Linked DNA regions of Homo sapiens: regions 1, 2, 3 and 5 are each linked to region 4. The links are chromatin contacts, found by Hi-C or POLR2A ChIA-PET in ENCODE. All regions are on one chromosome and are shown on one strand. The core of a region is the stretch at or near the end of the contact, and the rest is flanking DNA. Distances in the headings are between cores, read along the strand shown. Region 1 holds the start of DPF3 (double PHD fingers 3). Region 2 holds the start of NUMB (NUMB endocytic adaptor protein). Region 3 holds the start of IFT43 (intraflagellar transport 43). Region 4 holds the start of NPC2 (NPC intracellular cholesterol transporter 2). Region 5 holds the start of RBM25 (RNA binding motif protein 25).

Region 1 (2,700 bases), core at 66-2,565, 1.6 Mb before region 4:
AGGGGTGAGGACCCCCCAGCCCACCTCGGATACGGAGGGAGCCACCCTCTGCCGACATCACCCAATAGCACCCCTTTCAGAGCGACACTAGTTTTCCGAGGCCACCCCTGGCTCCGCGATCGCGAGCGGACTTGGCGGCTTAACAGTTCCACTGACTGGAAGGAAGGAAGGAAGGAAGGAAGGAAGGAAGGAAGGAAGGAAGGAAGGAAGGAAGGAAGGAAGGAAGGAAGGAAGGAAGGATGAAAAGGAGGAGGAAGGCAGGCAGGCAGAAATTGGCTGTTGGACCCGGGGCTGGCCCCCGCGAGTCCTCGCCCGGCCCGCCCCACTCTGTCCAGGATCTGGGCAAGCGCTCAAAGTCTCCCCGAGGCGGCCAGAGGCACCTGCCCCTCGCCCGGCCGGGAGCAGACGCTGCCCCCTCGGGCCAGGAGCCCCAAAACCGCCTCTCCGCCTGCCTCAGCGCCTCACCCAGAGGTGGCGAGAACACCATTCATAAGACCTGCGGCTTCCCTGCCTCCAAATCCACCCCAAGTTAACCCGAGTCGTTAATCCACTAAAGCCAGCTCGCTCGCAAATACACGAGCAGACACACGCTCGATCGCCCGGAGCGCCTCCGAGATCCGGGGGCTGCCGGGGAAAGCCCGGGGCGACCACCTGGGCCCCAGCACGCCCGGGACCCGCTGCTTCCCCCGCGGTGCTCCAACTCCGGAAGGTTTGCACAAACTCCCCGCGAGCGATCGGAAGGCGAAGAGCGCCCTGCAAACTCCGGAGCCTCCGCGGTCCGTCCGCTGGACCCAGCGGACCCAGCGGCGGGGCGGGGGCCGCGGGCTCGGGGGCGCGGGGCTCGGCCAAGTACACCGAGGCGGCCACTGCCCGACGCTCGCCCCCCGCCCAGCAGCCCCCGAAGCCGCGCTCCCTGCCCGCGAGGCGGGGGACTCCGGGGACCGCGCCGTCCCCGAGCTCCCGCGACCCTCCTGCTGTAGAGCGCTCGAGCGCCGGGCTTCTCCGCCTGCAACCCCTATATCTGGCTCTCTCTGCAATTTAGCAGAACACAAATGTAACAATTTTCTTCTTGTTAATTGCATCTCCTGACATTTCTGCGCGTTGGGGGAAAAAAAGAAGATGAAGAAGTAAGAGCTGAAAGAAGAGAGAAGCCCCGCCGCGGCTGGAGGCGCCTGCAAGCGCAATGCTCTGGCAGCGCTCGCCACGCAGAAGGCGCCTTTTTTTTCATATTGAAACCACGCGGAATATGTACATTTTTTAGTCTTACTTACGCTTTCAGGGGGTTGTGAATGACAGTCGCCATTTTGCTACAATGTAACAGAATATTGTCTCAGAGTTCTAAAGGTTCGCTCAGGGGAAGCGACGGGCCAATCACAGCGCGGGATACCGGCCCGCCGGCCAATCGGCGCTGCTGGTAGCTAGGTGGGCGGGGCCTGCGCCGTGGTAGTTATTAGGAGAGCTGTCAAAGCCCAGAGGTCACTCCCTTTTGTAGAGCCCGAGAGCCAGCAGGTCTTAAAGGGGCAGTACAGCGCTGGTAGCTCCTTTTCGGGCTGGGGAAAGTGGAGACGCACGGGAGAGTATTATAGTTTGGTTTAACTCCCTACTTTTCTAAATAACTGCAGAAGAGTTTGCGCTCCCGGACAGAAATATTTAAATATTGCCAGCAAGCCACTGAATCCTATTCATTAGCCTTTGGCTTTGCGTATCAACATTTTTAATCCCCCAAAGGGTAAATCCCCGTGTTTCAGTGCAAAAGTTGGAAGGCTGCCGTTTCGTGTTAACAAATTACTACATGTGCTCTGCCGTTTGCTAATGCTCTGGGTCCTGCCGCTTTTTAATATTCTTATTCCCGAAGTGTTCTCTTTATCTCGGCCACCTTCCTCTCTCGCTTCTTGGAACTGTCGCTGCTGTTCCTGGCGACTCCAGGACAGCAACTCACCCTCCCCCTGGAACGTCTCAATGTCAGGCTCGCTCCCTCCTGCAGCCAGGGCTTTCCTTACGTAGTGCAGGGGGGTTACTCTGCGCGGTTCCCCGCTACCACCCCTTCGGTTCTTCCCTCTACACCAGAAACTTCCAAAATGCTCAGATTCCTGCTAGGTGGTGGGACCTGGAGCTCTGATCTTTAGGCTTAGGGGTAGGGAGGACTTAAGGCAACCTTTGGAAACTTTCTACTGCTAGGAAGCAAGTGACTAGGCAGAAGTTGTAGAGCCTGGACTGGGTGTTATCAGGGTCCCTTTAGAGGAGTGGCACACGCGATTCTGGCGTCACCTTTCACTACTTAGATAGAAGGTGGAAAGAATTTGCTAATGAATAATCCGATGTGACCCGAGGCGTCCAATGAGTCTGTGTCTGCTTCAAGTCAGTGTGAACTCTTCACTGGCGAGCCCCTGACAAAATTGGGAGACTTCTGCGAAGTCAGGCTTCCACTGGGCACCGGGAAGCTCTGGGGGGATGAAATCGCATTAAATCGCGAATAGGGTAGGGGCCTCGTTAGCATACAGAAGTCTGGCTACCATTCCAAAGCTGTTTAATCAGATCAAATAGCTAAGATAGTGGGGGAGGGGTGGCAAGGGGAGAGAAGTTGCCAAATTGCCAGTTCTTCAAAGCTATGCCCTCTCGCTTCCTTTTGCTCCTCTCAAGACAATGAATAAAATAAAATAAACATTCCAGAATTTTAAGAGTTCAACTACATACACTATT
Region 2 (2,700 bases), core at 173-2,672, 1.0 Mb before region 4:
CTTAGCTAAGTGGTGGAACTAGAACTCAAAACTTCTTTTCACTTTAGCCGAGTATGCCTACCCTCTTTCTGATAAGTATTTACTTCTACTCCTTTAGTTCAGCTACTCCTCCCCTTTTCCCTCCCAAATTCCCCACCCTGTCAATGAACCTATTTCCTAATATTACTGCCATCATCCTAAAACAAATTTCTTTTCTAAAACAAGTCACTTAACCTTGCTTTTAGGAGCTTTGCTTTGGTCCTAGATGTCATCTTGATATTAATTACGAAACTGAAGTTTCTTCTATTTGTGAAGACCTGTGAACCTACATGGCTCCACTGTTAATTTCTCATATATCTACTGTCCTAGCCAGTTCCACGAAACCATTACTCTCTCCTCGGGCAACTTTCTTTCTCTACCTTATCCCCTCCTATAGGGATTCTCTCCCACCTCCGCCCATCTCCGTCCCATTTTGCATGACTCCTCTCCGACCGAGGGAACTTCCACTCCCCTGCTGGCTCCTCACCCCGGTCTCAAACGCGAGCCACTCCTCGAGGACTTCTTTCCTGGTCCCTTAGGGATCCTCAGAGCCGGAGCGGCCAGGCCAGTTGGGTCTCCCATCCCAGCTCAGCTATGGGGGCGCAGGGAGCTCCGGTTCTTCCCCCAGGCGGTGCAAGATCTCTACTCGTCCGACCCTCCGAAGACCTGCTGCTCCTCATCTCTCCAGGAGCCCCCTCCCTTGGACAGCCGCTTTTCTCAGGAGGGTCCCCAACCCCCTCCGAGCGTTTCCTCAGACGCCCCTACTTGGAGCAAGTCTGCTCCCTGTCACCCGGGACCCTGGCCACCCTCGGCCTTCCTACCTCCCTCGGACCGGGGCCACTCCCAGTTCCCCTGCCCCCCACCCCGCTCTCTCCTCACCGGCCGCTGCCGGGCTTCCCGGATTCCTTTTCTCCCTGGCACCCAAGCCGTCCTGGGTATTCCCAAGACACCCCGCCCTTGAAGCAGGTCGTTACAGGTCACCCCCTCTCTGGGACCCTGGCCGCTTCCGTTTCCTCAGATACCTACTCCTCACACAGTGGCCGCCGGTCAGCGCGCTAGACCGGAGCAGCTGGACGTCCCAAGGGACCTCCTGGCCTGACCCGCGCGGGTCCGGCCGTAGCCTACCTTCCTCGGGAGAACTCCGCAGCCAGAAGCCCAGCCCCTCTCCCCCTAGCCCAGTCAGCGCGAACTCGCCGCCGCCCCCGCCGCCTCCGCCCTGGCCCCGGCCCCGGCCCGGGCCCCGACCCGAAGTCCAGGCCCCCTTCCTCCGGCCTCCGCCTCCGGAGTGCTGAGCTGGAGATTCCGCCCCGCGACGGCCCCCAGATCTCTGACCCGCGTTACCGGCACTCACCTGCCGCTGCCCCCGACCAACTCAAGCGCCACTGCCTCTACCTCGGCCGCCAGTGGCCACCAAGCGCCACCACCTCCCCCATGACAACAGGCCCACCCTCTTTCATACTTCTAACCTATCCATTGGATAGTGGGGCGGCAGCTCTCCTCTCTGATTGGTTTAGTATACCCGCCCGTCATCGCTCTTTACCGCCCCTTTTCCTAAACCCGGTATTCGCCCCCGCCCGGACCTGGAGCGTCCTAGCCCAAGCTTTAGTTGTAATTGGTTGAGGGTTGGGCAATTCGAAGTTATGATAGGCTGCTAAAAGTGTCTGTTAAGCTAACTGGCAAGAGACGTGACGGTTAAGGTTGATTCACGCTTGTGCACAGTTTGGTTGCGCAGTAGAAAGCAAAGGAGGGGCAGACGCTCACATTCGTGGTTACCCGGGAAGGGTTAAGTCTTTGTTGTAGAGTTTTCTCTGTAAACTTTTCCACTTCTCCAGCTCACTTCCTGCAAGGAGAAGCTTATCTCTGCTAGCTTTATTCATAGGGGTAGTACTTACAAAACACCAACATTAGAGGTTGTGTTTAAGAAGTGTTTCCAAGCCCTGGGGAGAAAGGTATCAGAGAGATAAAAATGTCCCCTTCTTTTCTTTGGTCTCAATGCATCCAATTTCATTGAAGTTCTTTCCAGGAGCCTCAATGCTAAAGGGCAAAGCGCAAACTTTCATTTAGCAGAAATCAGTCAACTTCGGTTGCAATTATAAATGTCGTCAATAAACTGAAGTGGCGTATTGAGAGTTCTCCAGCTTCCAGATCCACTCCTGGCTGACCCCTGCCAATTGACCAGACAGCCATTAGCAACTTTTTTTTTTTTTTTTTTTTTCTGTGAGACGGAGTTTCTCTCTTGTTGCCCAGGCTGGAGTGCAATGGTGCTATCTCGGCTCATCGCAACCTACGCCTCCCAGGTTCAAGCGATTCTTCTGCCTTAGCCTCCCGAGTAGCTGGGATTATAGGCATGAGACGGGGTTTCTCCATGTTGGTCAGGCTAGTCTCGAACTCCCAACCTCAGGTGATCCGCCCGCCTCGGCCTCCCAAAGTGCTGGTATTACAGGCGTAAGCCACCGCGCCCGGCCAGCAACTTTCTAATAAGCGGGCCACATTATACCCTTTATGATGCTCTGGAAATGAGAATTCTGCTTTCCCCCACCTCTCACTGCCACTTTGTTTTTCTGTTCAGCAGTTCTTAAATAGCCCTACTAGCTGTGTGTCAGATACTTTAAAAGCTTCTCTCTCTCTCTCTCTTTTTTTTTTCTAAACCTCTTCCTAGCAGTCTAAATTAGGGCCATTGAA
Region 3 (2,700 bases), core at 50-2,549, 1.5 Mb after region 4:
AAATCTAACAAAGTATTCTCACTGAGAAGCAAGTTAACAAAGGATCTTAGAGATAATCTCTAAAGTAATTACAAGGGAGGAAACTGATAGCGGAAAGGGCTCTGCTCTGACTACACAGGTAGTTTTCAGGAGAGCTAAGATGAGAACACAGCTCTTCTGATATCCAGGCCAGTGCTCTTGCTGTCACAGGCATGCTAACACACAGTCCTATCCAGTAACATGTGTGACTGAACTGAGTGATTTACTGGATATTTAAGAAATGCTTGCAATGAGGTTTCAGGGGTGCTACTCCCACTTCCGAATCCTTGCTTTTAACCTGTGTCCATCCAGGCCTTCCCCTCAACATAATACTGGAATGTTGTTTGCTTTCAGGGCTATCAGCCCATCTCCTATGGATCTCAGCCAACCAGTGTCAGGGACCTGGCCAGTGATATTGACTTGGAGATCTCATATGAAGAGTCAACAAAGACGCAACTTAAATGCCCCATTAGGCTGGGAATTTGTGGTACATCTCCCTCTGCCAGCCTAGGAGAATGGCTGGCACCCAGTAGTATGTGCTGGAGATAAATACTCCAGTAATGTCTGGTGTCAGAAGGGCATTTGGCTCTGCTGCTTGGCACTTAGGTGATTTTCCTCAAGCCCCTTCTTTGTACCTCAGTGTGCTTTATTGTTGTGTTAGAGATACTACTGCTACTCACTTTGCGGGATTATTGGGATTTAATGAGATATTGAATATTTGTACTTTTGAAAGTTATTACTACTCAGCTATTTGATGTGTTGATTCAGCCTCTCTGTAAACTTCTTGAAGGCAGAGATTATGTATATTGCAGTTTCCATAATTCATGGTAAACCATTTATTACACCTGATTCCCTGTTTTCTCATCTGTCAAATGGAAACAATACCACTTATCTTGCTTCCCACACAAGGTTGTTAATGCCCCTCACGTTAAGCCAATAACTGTGACGGCCTTCTGTACCTTGCAAAGAGCTGTACAAGTGGGAGGCATCAGTATAGCAGTAGTAGTGCTTTGCACTTAATATATTGATATATTTAAACAGAGCTACAAATACAGACAGTTCCTAACGACCAAATTATTTTACCGTCTCGCAGGAGCAGCGTTGGCGAGTTTTAATAACCGGAGGTTGCTTCCAGATGTCAAGCAAGGCAGATTTAAGAAAGATTCGGTAGTTTGGAGGATGGCACACAGAATCCAGGAACCATGCTGCGTACCCTTTAAAAATTGGGGTGGAGGGGCGGGGCTGTTAGCAGGGACGCGTCTGGGCCAGTCGGTTTCCAGGAAGTGACGTCAGGCGGCCGCGGAGATGGAGGATTTGCTCGACTTGGACGAGGAGCTTCGCTACAGCTTGGCTACCTCCGTGAGGACCAATTCGGGGGCCTTGGGGGCCAGGATTTGGCGGGTGGGGAGGAGCGACCCCGCCGGCCCCGACTTCTCTGAGGCGACTCAGGGCGGCAGGCCTCGCGCCGCGCCGGGTGAGGCCCAGAAGGAGGCAGCCTCACCGCCCCGCCCCCAGGCCACTGTGGGCTCCGCCGCTGCTGGCCTGGGGTTTGCTTTCTTTAAAATCCTCAGAAAGTAGAAAACACCCTGTCCCCGCCGGCGTCTAGGACCGTGGGAAATTTCCGAGCCTTTCTCCGTTTTCTAGAGCCCCGAGTGCGAACTTCCCCAGAACAGATCGATCACAGGGTGATAGGGGAGCCCCGGCCGGGGTCGCACTCGCTCCCATCCTAGAGTTTTTCCTTTGGGACACCTCGTCGCAGAAGTTCCTGCAAAAGCCGCACTGTTTTATGCATGGAAGGGAGGCAGGCAGGGACGGCCTTTCTTCCCGGTAATCCCCGTGGGGAGGTGGGAGTTAACCTCAGTTACCTCAGTAGTTAAGGAAACCAAGACCGATTTGTAACGTGAGGGAGTGATTAGGTGCTCAGGCACTGAGGCCAGATGGAGCATAGAGCTGTTGCCTGGGTTCAAAAAAAAAAAAAAAACCTAAAAAACGATTTAACCTTTCCGAGCCTTGGTTTCCTTATGCCTAGAATGGAGGTGTTACAGTGAAAAGGAAATGCAACAATACATGGGAAGCGTGTAACTCAGTGCTTGGCATATGTTATCACGGAAGAGGTCAGAAGAGGTTAGCTACTGCTGCCTATGAGGCTGTGGTTTACCCAGCGTTATAGTTAGTAAATAATGGAGCTAGATTCAAGACCCAAGTTCAGTGTCTACCTTCCTCCTTTGTAACCCCCATCAGGCCTTTTTATCTTTAAAACTGGTTAGGATCGCACTTACTAAAAGATTGGGCCCCAGAGCAAGTCTTTAGTGTCTGCTGTGAAATCTCTAAGTGTTTTGAAGGTCACCAGGCCTGCTGATACGTGAATGTTTTTTAGTACCTGGGGATGTGAATGTAGTTATTCATTCATTCAACAAATATTTATTGAGCCCCTACTGTGTATCAGGCAGTGTCCTAGGTGCTGGAGATACAGCAATGAATAAAGCAAAGTTCCTGCCCTCATGTGATTATGTTGTAGTGGGAGAAGATGGGCAATAAATAGACTACATTTAACATACACAAAAATCAGGCAGTAAAGAAGTTTTTCTACCCTATGGATCTATACAGGGTCTTCAAAAAGTTTAAAACCTTGAAATACTTAAAAATTATTAGAGAAAACACCTGTGAACAGCATTTAGCGAC
Region 4 (2,700 bases), core at 159-2,658:
TTGTAGGACTAACAAATTAGCTACGAGTTTAGGGGCCACGCCGCCTCTGGCTGTAAGAGTCTGAACCTCCCCAAATTGCTCCTGGTAATGATATCACTATTGTAAAACCTAAGGTCAGTGCTTGAGATATTTTGCAGATCCTGCATTCCGATGCAGCAAATGACACCACCCAGAGGTCAGCAAGAAGAACTCACTTCGACTCTCCTATGATTTTATCTTCAACCTGACCAATCAGCACTCCCCACTTTCCAAGCCCATACCCGCCAAATTATCCTTAAAAACTCTGATCCCCGAATGCTCGGGGAGACTGATCTGAGTAACAATAAAACTCCGGCCTCCCCCACAGCCGGCTCTGCGTGAATTACTCTTTTCGCCACTGCAAATCCCATCTTGATAAATCCGCTCTGTCTAGGCAATGCGCAAGGTGAACCCCTTGGGCGGTTACACTTACTCTGGCTCCCCATTCTGCTGCGTGACTTTAGGTAGGCTACCCAACATCCCTGGAATTCAATGATTGATTATACGATCTCCGTGCTTCCTTTCCACTCATAGATCTTACAAAGTCAGTTTCATGCCTCTTTCATTGACAGTTCTATCTCTCTATCTCCACCTCTGAACAACATTGCTCGAGTTTCTGTTCCGACAATTCTATAGACTCGACTCAATGAAGGCACTCAGAATTTCTACCACCTGTTGTATTTTCCAACAAAGATTCCAACCACAGCGGCGAGAGGGAGTTATGTATCACAAGCTGTGATTAGAGACACAATGAGATTTATACAAGGAAAAACTGATTAAGAATCACAAGATTCCAAAGCCCAAAGGAAGTCCTATTTGTAACAATAAATGATGAAAAAGGGGAATTGACTTTTGACTTGTCAGCAAAAACGAAATTAAAAGAAAAGCAAAAGGAGTTGGAAGGGGGAGGCGGGATTCCAAGATACAAAGCATAAATAAAAAGAAGTTCTGTGCTCCACCCCTCCACCAGAGCTGGATACAGCCCTTCTGTTGTCCGCCCTACAAACTTTAGGAAACTTCAGCAAAAGGCCCACCTCCTGGAGTTCCCAGGAACCCCAAAACACGCGTTCTAAGGAAAGAAACAAAGTTGTGCGCGGTCGGGTTTCATGGAGGCCGGCGCCTTCTCCCCCGACCCAGCCCATTCCAGTTAGGTAGGGTCCAAGGCTCAGCCTGGCCGCCCGAGGGATCCGCCCAGCCCAGCCCCAGGGGTCTCAGCGCGGGGGTCCGGCGGGGCCTTCCACAGAGGGCGCGGGAACCTTGGGCGGGCCTGGGGCTCACCGCAGTCCTTGAACTGCACCGGTTCGGCCTGGGCAGCGGTGCTGAGCGCCAGGAGCAGGAATGTAGCTGCCAGGAAACGCATCGCGGATAACGAAGTTCCAAGCTCGGGAAAGAAGCAGCGGCCGCCCGCGGTCACAAGACAAACCTGTCGGGGCGGGCCCGGGGAGGAGCCCAGTCAGGCGACCTGTCACCAGTAACCACAGCTGAGGCCCGCCCGCGCCCCGCCCCCGGCTCCGGAAAGCCAGCTCCAGCCCTCTCAGGCCCAGAAGCCTGCAGTCTCCGCCCATGCCATCCCCTCAGAGGCCTGACCCGCCCGGACCCACCTCCGCCCCGCCCCGCCTCACTCCTCCCCGCCCCGTTCCTTCCCTTTAGAGCACCTCTCCGGCTTCCTGGGTGCGTCCCCGCCGCTGCCGTCTGGAGCATTCCTAGCCAATCAGACACCTTCTCCTCCCGCACTACCCAATAGGCATGTTGGGGGGGCGGGGCCTCCGTGAAGTCCCGGCCTCCTGTTCGTTCTCTCCGCCTCCCGAGGCCCCGGGTGAGAAACGGGGGAGACGCGAGGGGCGGAGCTTGTGGAGGAAGATGGCTGCCGCCTGGGGGTCGTCCCTAACGGCCGCGACGCAGAGAGCGGTCACTCCCTGGCCGAGGGGCAGGTACCAAGACTAGAAAGGCACCTGGAAAGGGTGTTTGGTTCTGCGCCTCTAGGACAAATGGGAAACTAAGGCCTGTGGGGGATGCGAGGGTTTGGTGGGAGGCCGTCCAGGTGGGGGTCGCCAGGTTTAGCGTGAGGCGCTCCAGGTCGAGGGTTGCAAGGTGCCCCTTCTGCTCCCGGGCTCACCCTCCTCCCTTGCGCGCAGGCTCCTCACGGCCTCCCTGGGACCCCAGGCGCGTCGGGAGGCGTCGTCCTCCAGCCCCGAGGCCGGCGAAGGGCAGATCCGCCTCACAGACAGTTGCGTCCAGGTAGGAGGCCGGACGCGGAGCGGCGGTACCCAGGCGATTGGCGGGAGCAGCGGGAACTGCTCTTCACTCAGCCCTTTAACTCCCGTTTCCCGCTATTCTTGATCCCCCTTCCTGCATTTCAGAGGCTTTTGGAAATCACCGAAGGGTCAGAATTCCTCAGGCTGCAAGTGGAGGGAGGTGGATGCTCCGGATTCCAATACAAATTTTCACTGGATACAGTTATCAACCCCGACGACAGGCAAGGAGGAAGGGGTGGGCCCCCAAAGGAGGTACAGGAGGGACAAAAGTGTCTCCAGTTTAAGGTGCACTTTTATTCCAAATTTAAAGGGTTTACCTGGGATGGTTAACACCGCCCGTCTCACAGTGAGGATGCAGTAAAGGTTTGTTGTTCTGAATCAAAGTAACTAAGTTATAGGAGCAAAATTGATCTGCCCAGGTCCATTG
Region 5 (2,700 bases), core at 175-2,674, 1.4 Mb before region 4:
AAATTTTGTGTTCTATTGGTACTCATCATATGTTAATCATTTCTTTTCTTTTCTTTTCTTTTTTTTTGAGACAATGTCTCACTTTGTTGCCCAGGCTGGAGTGCAGTGGTGCCATCTCGGCTCACTGCAACCTCCGCCTCCAGGGTTCAAGCGATTCTCCTGCCTCAGCCTCCCGAGTAGCTGGGATTACAGGCGCCTGCCACCACGCCTAGTTTATTTTTGTATTTTCAGTAGAGACGGGGTTTTGCCATGTTGGCCAGGGTGGCCTCGAACTCCTAACCTCAGGTGATCCACCCGCCTCGGCCTCCCAAAGTGCTGGGGTTACAGGCGTGAGCCACCGCGCCCGGCCGGTAATCATTTCTGTCACTCAACAAATATTTATTGAGCGCTTGCTATGTACCAGGACCTGTTCTTGCACAAAACAGGCAATCCATGCATTGCTTACATTCACATTCTAGTGGGGGTAGTGACGGACCATAAAATCAGCAAGAAAAATGTATGTTATGATAGATGGTTATGAGTGCTTTAGAGTAAAATTAAGTAGGGGAGGCAGGCAGGAAGTGTGTAGTATGTTTCAATTTTATATTAGGCTGGTCATGGTTTGTCATCTATTTCACCTGGCTCACAGTTCTTGCAGGACAGGAACAAATCTCACTTCCATTTGCCTTCATACTTCCAGCACTTAACACAGCACCAGGAACTCAGGGAGGCAATAACTTTATACTGAATCCGTTTTATGCCTTCCTAGAGGCAAGCAGTTGAGAAAGGCGTGTAACTAGATATTGCCTATAAGGTCCACAATTGGAATAACGTAATCATTTATGATTAATTTTATTCATTTCCATTAACTTAAGCTAAGTTCTTTTAGCACGTTTAGATTACAGAACGAAAGCTGTGTTAACTAGTATTACAGGACTTTTCACGTTTTTCCAAACATCTTCTAGCCACCTCTTTGGCCCTACAACTACGCATAAGCTTTTGCTTTTCAAAAAACCTCCACAGCCTTTGCCAATTATTTGTTGATCTCGAGTAGTTGTTATAACAGCACTTGGGGTTTAACACTAAGGTTGCAGATCGCGCCCAGTTATCAGTTCCTCGAACCTCAAGGAATCACAAAGCAAGGTTCCACCCCCCGAAAAACTACGAAAAGTGAGAAAGCCTCTAACACTCCTCGCGCCGTGCCCAGCCGGAACCTTGACCTCAAGATGGCGTCCCGTAGTCGTAAGATTCAGTCGGCTCCAATCAAACATGGTGGGTCATAATTTACAGTTCGGGCCTTTCTAGTAACCGCTAGACGCTGCTTCTCTATGGTTATTCGTCTCGGCTTGGTGAGTCAGAGCCAACAGCGGAGACGATCTATATACGTTCTTCTCTATGGTTCCGCGCTCCCCGCCCCCGGCCGCAGTGCACGCCGGGCAAGAGGAAGACCTCCATCAGCTCGCCGCGCAGCGCGGCTGTATTTGCGGCCTGTGCGAGTAGGCGCTTGGGCACTCAGTCTCCCTGGCGAGCGACGGGCAGAAATCTCGAACCAGTGGAGCGCACTCGTAACCTGGATCCCAGAAGGTCGCGAAGGCAGTACCGTTTCCTCAGCGGCGGGTGAGTTTGTGTCTCTGAACGCGTGTGGAAACCGGGAGACCGGGTGCCTCAGCTGGTGGAGGAGGAAAAGCCGGGGTGGCTGCGAAAGCGCCAGGGTGGGGTAGAGGTAAGGGGGAGCGCGGAGGCGGGGGTGGGGGAGGGGTCGGCACGAGGCTTGGTTTCTTCTCTTCTCTAAGGCCTGGAAAAGCTGTGGGCCCAGCCGTAGCTGGTGGAGGCCAGACCTACGGCTTGAGCTTTCCGTCTTGCATTGTCGCCCACTTTCCCTTTCCCTTCCACGTTCCGCCGCGGAGTGAATCGTCTCTGCCCCCCCTGGGCTCCACGTTAGATACAAAACGATCGATCTGCCCCAGGGGAGCCCTTCCCTGAGCCCCCTTACTTACCGGAGCCCCACAGTAGGTTTTCGGGCCTGGGACACTCTCGCCCCAGCCGTTGCCTTGAAGTTAGCCTCTACCCACCCTTTTTAGCGAGGTGCTGGCCACCAACGGATATCTTTCCCTTCCTCTTTGGCCATCTAGAGCCCGCCACCAAGTGAACTGGGCCCCACCCCCTTGGAATTGAGCTAATACCTACCTTTTTAGCAGTCTCCTGGCTTGCTTAAGATAGTCATGAATTTTGCCATCCTGCCTCTTTTGCGCATTGGAGGGTGCAGTAAACTGTATATCGCCATTCATTCTAGGCGATTACTAAGCTCCACATTAAAATGTTACTTTCTCATTTTTCTTTGGTCGTCAATCCTGCTTTTAAATACGGTTTTCCGGAATAGACGTAGGACTATGAAGATTTTTCGGAGGTTATGTAATATGGATTTGTATTGCCATGGAAATGCCATTTTGATACTGGGCAGAGTGGAGCCAAGAGAAGGGAAGAGATTGGACCTCTGTTGCACCCTACTGCTGTATTAGTGTGAAGTACTCTGTGTATTAGGCCGTGGGCAGTAATGTATAAATAATTTTTGTATAGTCTTTGGAGCTTTTAATTTTTTTAAAGGCTATTTCCAAAAACATTCAGAGGACTTGAAAGGGATTAAGTTGGTCATAAGTTACTCATGATTCAAGTGAATCTTATAGTATTCTAATTCATTTAACTTAAAGCCTTGGTTTTTCT

Evidence for each region. A loop is a pair of places that touch in the nucleus more often than their neighbours do. ChIA-PET counts read pairs that join two places held with the same protein, here RNA polymerase II (POLR2A). Pooled maps may share reads with other maps.
Region 1: a loop to region 4 is called in a pooled map, with 33 times the contacts of the local background. The contact joins the promoter of DPF3 here to the promoter of NPC2 in region 4. A Hi-C loop is called at or near these places in 5 of 50 pooled maps.
Region 2: a map of CD8-positive, alpha-beta T cell shows a loop between it and region 4 (14-fold over the local background). The contact joins the promoter of NUMB here to the promoter of NPC2 in region 4. A Hi-C loop is called at or near these places in 2 of 168 maps with a recorded cell type or tissue (CD4-positive, alpha-beta T cell and CD8-positive, alpha-beta T cell) and 8 of 50 pooled maps.
Region 3: a loop to region 4 is called in a map of CD8-positive, alpha-beta T cell, with 8 times the contacts of the local background. The contact joins the promoter of IFT43 here to the promoter of NPC2 in region 4. A Hi-C loop is called at or near these places in 2 of 168 maps with a recorded cell type or tissue (CD8-positive, alpha-beta T cell and naive thymus-derived CD4-positive, alpha-beta T cell), 1 of 37 single-sample maps with no recorded cell type and 9 of 50 pooled maps.
Region 5: a map of naive thymus-derived CD4-positive, alpha-beta T cell shows a loop between it and region 4 (6-fold over the local background). The contact joins the promoter of RBM25 here to the promoter of NPC2 in region 4. A Hi-C loop is called at or near these places in 1 of 168 maps with a recorded cell type or tissue (naive thymus-derived CD4-positive, alpha-beta T cell), 2 of 37 single-sample maps with no recorded cell type and 12 of 50 pooled maps. POLR2A ChIA-PET finds 5 or more read pairs at or near these places in 1 of 52 experiments (naive thymus-derived CD4-positive, alpha-beta T cell).

What each region holds. Positions count from the first base shown.
Region 1 is chr14:72,892,786-72,895,485 of GRCh38, forward strand. It overlaps DPF3 (double PHD fingers 3), which reads right to left and starts at 1,316. Exons shown (of 11, transcript NM_001280542.3): 1 at 1,272-1,316. The coding sequence starts at 1,303. RefSeq lists an enhancer at 1,276-1,570.
Region 2 is chr14:73,457,124-73,459,823 of GRCh38, forward strand. It overlaps NUMB (NUMB endocytic adaptor protein), which reads right to left and starts at 1,423. Exons shown (of 13, transcript NM_001005743.2): 1 at 1,370-1,423. RefSeq lists silencers at 1,147-1,276, 1,287-1,376, 1,567-1,766 and enhancers at 1,752-2,285, 2,286-2,700.
Region 3 is chr14:75,984,464-75,987,163 of GRCh38, forward strand. IFT43 (intraflagellar transport 43) reads left to right here and starts at 1,300. Exons shown (of 9, transcript NM_001102564.3): 1 at 1,300-1,377. The coding sequence starts at 1,324. RefSeq lists an enhancer at 953-1,454 and a silencer at 1,281-1,590.
Region 4 is chr14:74,491,897-74,494,596 of GRCh38, forward strand. It overlaps NPC2 (NPC intracellular cholesterol transporter 2), which reads right to left and starts at 1,409. Exons shown (of 5, transcript NM_006432.5): 1 at 1,297-1,409. The coding sequence starts at 1,378. It overlaps ISCA2 (iron-sulfur cluster assembly 2), which reads left to right and starts at 1,869. Exons shown (of 4, transcript NM_194279.4): 1 at 1,869-1,949; 2 at 2,154-2,256; 3 at 2,379-2,494. The coding sequence starts at 1,879. RefSeq lists silencers at 1,162-1,221, 1,392-1,671 and an enhancer at 1,872-1,951.
Region 5 is chr14:73,057,110-73,059,809 of GRCh38, forward strand. It overlaps RBM25 (RNA binding motif protein 25), which reads left to right and starts at 1,425. Exons shown (of 19, transcript NM_021239.3): 1 at 1,425-1,596. It overlaps RBM25-AS1 (RBM25 antisense RNA 1), which reads right to left and starts at 2,344. Exons shown (of 2, transcript NR_184256.1): 1 at 2,167-2,344; 2 at 1-1,648. RefSeq lists enhancers at 702-1,666, 738-1,937, 990-1,529.